Regions from separate parts of the Homo sapiens genome. Here region 1 is linked to region 2. Evidence: chromatin loops called from intact Hi-C (ENCODE). Cell type or tissue: transverse colon. All regions are shown on one strand.

Region 1 (2,500 bases), 81 kb after region 2:
TTCATCCTCTCCATGTAGAGCTGATGTCCAGGGAGGGAGGGCCCGTCTCCTGTGCCTCAGAGTCAGTCAGCCGTGAACACCCAGTGTAGCTCCTGATGGTTCTTACTGCCACATCCTAGAGGAAGAGGAGCAAGTGAGTGTGAGATGGCATTATTTTACTGATACTTCTTATGCTCACTAAGAAACAAGGGGACCATTTATTCTTGATTCAGTTTTCCCACTACTCAAAAGGAGTGAAAGTTAAAGAGGTAAAGTTGGTGTAAAAATAAAATTAATGCAGATTTTGGCCCACTGAGCTGAATTTATAGAGTGCCTTCGTCCATGCAGGCTACTATAACAAACTGCTGTAGACCGGGTGGCTTAAACAACAAACATTTCACTTCTCTCAGTTCTGGAGGCTGGGAGGTCCAGCAGACTCGGTGTCTGGTGAGGGTCTACTTCCGTTCCTAGAAGGCCATCTTTTCATTTGGTCCTTACATGGCAGAAGGGGCAAGGGAGGTCTCTGGGGTCTCTATTTTTAGTTTTAAGGGGTTTGTTTGTTTTTTGTTTTGTTTTGTTTTTGTTGTTTGTTTGTTTTTTGAGATGGAGTCTTGTTCTTGTTGCCCAGGCTGGAGTGTAGTGGCACAATCCCAGCACACTGCAACCTCCGCCTCCCGGGTTCAAACGATTCTCCTGCCTCAGCCTCCCTAGTAGCTGGAATTATAGGCATACGCCACCACACCTGGCTAATTTTTCTATTTTTGCTAGAGATGGGGTTTTGCCATGTTGGGCTGGTCTCGAACTCCTGACCTCAGGTGATCCGCCCACCTCAGCCTCCCAAAGTGCTGGGATTACAGGCGTGAGCTACCACGCCTGGCCTACTTTTTGTTTCTGTAGAGACAAGGTTTTGCTATGTTTCCCAGGCCCATGAGTTCTGGGCTTGACTGCTTCCAGGGCCCCTGATCTGAACAGTTTAGCCGGACCAGCTCCCATGACTGTGAAGGCAATTGGGTTGGCCTGGGCAGCCTGGGCTGGTGGTCATCTTTCAGGAGGATTTCAAGGCTGAGATTGCTAAGGACAAAGATCTCTCCCCGACAAACGTCAGGATGTTCCTTTGCCCTTTTGAATGCTCTTGCAAAAATGCAAATACATGAGAGTTTGAAGCTCCGCAAATTAAGGATCAAGTAAGTCTTGGATCGAGTTGGTGTTCCAGGCAAAATATCAATGAATGCAAATTAATACAGCACCTCCTTGCTGTGGTTGAAAAAATTATTCAGTTATACTTGCTAAAGCAAGATGAGGCTGACTTGATTCAGACCTTACTCACGATTTATACCATCTCAATAGATACAGGTGTAGGGAGAGCGATGGGAGCTCAGCTTTGAATACACTGCAGGTAAGTAGGAATTTCTAGCAAAGGAGCAGGGTGGGAGTCCATGGATAGAAAATTACTTAGAGGGGACATCAGGGGTTGGGGGATTCTAGCTAAACCAACTTCAAGATTCTAGCTGGAAGCAGGTTAGGGTAATCAGACATCCCCTGCGGGATGGTGGAGGATGGAGACCCTGATGAGAATCTTTGGCTAAGCAAAGAATCTGGCAACATTCCCTTTCTCAGAAGGCTCTTCCCCAGGTAGCTGCATCTAGTTGCAGGGTCCTCACTTCCTTCCTTCCACTCAAATGCCCCCAGGCTGGTCCCTTCTCAGCAATGGCCTTCCCTCATATTCATTTGTATACTAATGTCTGTGTGTTCGTTGTCTTCCTGACTAGAAGGTAAACTCCCTGAGGTCAGGCACTGGATTTGAGTTCCCTTAGAACTGAGCCTAGCACAGGGCAGGCGCTTCTGAGTATTTCCTGCAGTGCACAACTGGCTCTTGACAAGGGAGGCTGGTTGTTCTGAATGTTGTTGGGAGGTAGTTTCGCTCTAGCATAAGCCTTCCACGTGGAGCCCCTGAAGGATAACACAAAAGCGTCAGGACTGCCCCAGCGCAGAAGGGTCCCAATGGAGCCAATTCTTTCATTTGGAAACCTCACTTTTGGGTCTCCAAAATTAAAGATGGGGCACAGGCTTATGGGCTGGGCGGGCGGGCAGCTGGCTTCTGTGGCTCCTGCACCCCTAACACTGGCTCCACGGGGAGGTGCTGTGACTCCCTGCTGCTGTTCCGATGTGGAAAAATCTGAAAAATTAAGTAACTTGGTCACCCGGCCAGGGCCAGATGAGTCCCCAGAGTCTTGCTGTCCCCAACATGGAGATTGTGCCACCTGCATCTAGTTTGGCACAAGGGGAAGAGCAGATAAGGACCAGCGTACGGGTCTGGGCTGAACCTCCCCCAGGGTTCACTAGGGGATCCGGCAGTGGGGAGGGAGCTGGGTTGGCGAGTTCAACTTTGTGACCCCTCGGGAGCCCTAGGCCCCTACCCTGTGAGGAGCAGGAGGTCCTGGAAGAAACCCAACCCGACCTCTGCAGAATGGAGCTAGCGAGGAACAAATGCAGTCACCCCGCCCCAGGCTTTCCCCTGCAT
Region 2 (2,500 bases):
AGCATTTGAAAAGTTGCTTACGTACCTCAGACCTTTGGCCCTAACAGTTTTGGGCATATTTCCTAAGAAAAGGGATATTCCCTTATGTAACCACTGTACAGTCATCAATGTCAGCAGATTGAACATGGACACAATACTTCCGTCTGATCGGTTTTTGTTTTTTTTTTAGACAGAGTCCCACTCTGTCGCCTAGGCTGGAGTGAAGTGGTACAGTTTCAGCTCACTGCAACCTCCGCCTCCTGGGTTCCAGCAGTTCTCCTGCCTCAGCCTCCTGAGTGTCTGGGATTATGGGCACCAGCCACCAGGCCTGGCTAATTTTTTTTGTAATTTTAGTAGAGATGGGGTTTCGTCATGTCGGCCAGGCTGGTCTCTAACTCCTGACCTCAGGTCGATCCACCTACCTTGGCCTCCCAAAGTGCTGGAATTATAGGCTTGAGCCACCGTGCCTGGCCAGATCTGCTGTTTGAATTCAAATCTTGTGGGTTGACACAATGAAGTCATTCATAGCCTTCCTCCGAGCCTGGGGTCCAGCCCAGGGTTGGGCAGGACCCTGTTCTCTCTCTTTAGCCTTCTTCAGTCGGGAACATCCCAACATCCCACAGCCTTTCTTTTCTTTTCTTTTCTTTTTTTTTTTTTGGAGACAGAGTCTCACTCTGTTGCCCAGGCTGGAGTGTAGTGGTGTGATCTTGGCTCACTGCAACCTCCACCTCCAGGGTTCAAGCGATTCTCCTGTCTCAGCCTCCCAAGTAGCTGGGATTCAGTCGTGTGCCACCATGCCCAGCTAATTTTTGTATTTTTAGTAGAGACAGGGTTTCACCATGTTGGTCAGGTTGGTCTCGAACTCCTGACATCAGGTGATCCGCCCACCTCAGCCTCCCAAAGTGCTGGGATTACAGGCGTGAGCCACCGTGCCCGGCCCCGACAGCCTTTCTTTTTAAAGAATACTCCCCTCCTTTGATAATGGATGGCCCTTCATTTGGGGTTTGTCCTGTGTTTCCCCACGAGTAGACAGAGGTTTTGACTCTTTGGCCGGGACCCCATGCTGGGGGTGCTGGCCCAACTCTGAGCGTCCCCTCTAGGGCCCTCCAGGTCCCACCACCCTTCGCTAGGGACATCACTGTCCACCACCAATGAAGGTGTGCCCAACTTCTCCACTGCAGAATCGCTGTTTCTTTTTCCTCCCTGCAACTGAGGAGCAGCTGGGGAGGGGCTTTCCGATGACGCCGTTTCCCGTCAGAACATCCTCCTGGCCACACCTCCCCGGATGAGTCCCGCCTGCCGCACCCTTCACCCTTCCGAGGGTTTCACATCCTCTTTTCTCCCAGGAGTCGGACAACCATGTGCTGCTGACCTCAGCAGGATAATCATGACCTAAGCTGTTCTTCTGGGGGTGAACTTCCTTAGGAAGTTTTCCCGACATTGATACACTCCCTGATAAACACTGCAGAGAAGAGCAGGGCTGGCCAGGGCTGACTCGCCTGGATTGTCTAAAATATGACAGTGGTTCACGGAGTGGGGCTCTGTGCATTCGTTAAACGCTATCGGCAGTTTTTCAGACTTTGCATGCATTGTGTATTTACTAAACTTTGGGGACAAGCTCAGTGATATCACTCCCTTAAAGCTGGTCCTTGGTCCCCGCTGTTAACCTGCCTGGATGATGCGCGCAGGTGAGGAGTTTCTGGTGCTCTCAGTTCTGCAGGTGCGGATGGAATCGTTACTCTGAGTCCCCTCCCTGCAGGGGCGCTGCCTATTAAAGAGCATTCCCTACCAGCCACTCACCTTCTCCGCAAGCTGCACACTTTCATATCCCCTGCCTTGCCTCTTCTGTGGCGAGGCAACGATAACGTCGTTGAATGGCTTGTTAATGGTGTTTTCACTAAATGCATCAGAGATACGAGTATTACCCACCATGATGATTCACTCGGGAACGCGTAGGGCTGCCCATAACTGAATGGCCACCAGTGGTGGTTTGGGCAGATAGAGATGTGTTTTTCTCTATGACAAAGAGGCACGTGTTTCAGCTGCCCCTACCGTTGCCACAGAGGCTGTCATCCTCCTGAAGGCCCACCATGGCGGTGCGATGACCTGGGCGGCCCAGGAGTGGGTCTGCATTCAGGGCAGGAGAAGGGATGTGATGGAGACCGTGCCATCTGCATCTGTCCCTTTTAGTAAGGAAGTGTGTGCTTTCCCACAGGCTCATCTCAGGGCCTCCCCTGGACTTGGCCTTCCTAGAATCATGAGTGAAGGATGCAGCGGGGAAGGGCTTGGGCACGGCGTCGAGTCTCCTGATCTGTAACACCTGCTGACCCGTCAGCTTCATTTACTGTTCAGCTACGCTGGCCACTTTCCAACCGCTAGGTAGACGCAGAAGTTAATGGCTCCTGGTGGATCCATAAATAGCTATGGTCTGATATTAGAGAATAAGACACAGGCAGACTCATAGATGGCTGGCATCCTTTCTTCCCCTTCACTAGTCTGCACTCCTGACGTTCCATCTGCG

The links. A loop is a pair of places that touch in the nucleus more often than their neighbours do. Peaks named below come from ENCODE experiments on the same cell type or tissue, not always from the same donor. Only the 100,000 strongest peaks of a DNase experiment are listed, where the experiment ranks them.
Region 1: it touches region 2 in a loop (2.8-fold over the local background); 2 of 110 quality-filtered maps call a loop at or near these places.

The regions. Positions count from the first base shown.
Region 1 is chr17:78,564,030-78,566,529 of GRCh38, reverse strand. The region is part of intron 11 of DNAH17 (dynein axonemal heavy chain 17); the gene reads left to right. Among named protein-coding and RNA genes, the nearest start is that of DNAH17, 12 kb to the left of the region's middle. In transverse colon, no CTCF peak of the experiment used is centred here; no DNase peak of the experiment used is centred here; H3K27me3 peaks cover 590 bases.
Region 2 is chr17:78,644,844-78,647,343 of GRCh38, reverse strand. No RefSeq gene overlaps it. Among named protein-coding and RNA genes, the nearest start is that of SCAT1, 14 kb to the right of the region's middle. RefSeq lists enhancers at 930-1,389, 1,100-1,601. In transverse colon, no CTCF peak of the experiment used is centred here; a DNase peak (open chromatin) is centred at 1,273; H3K27ac peaks cover 921 bases; H3K27me3 peaks cover 1,202 bases.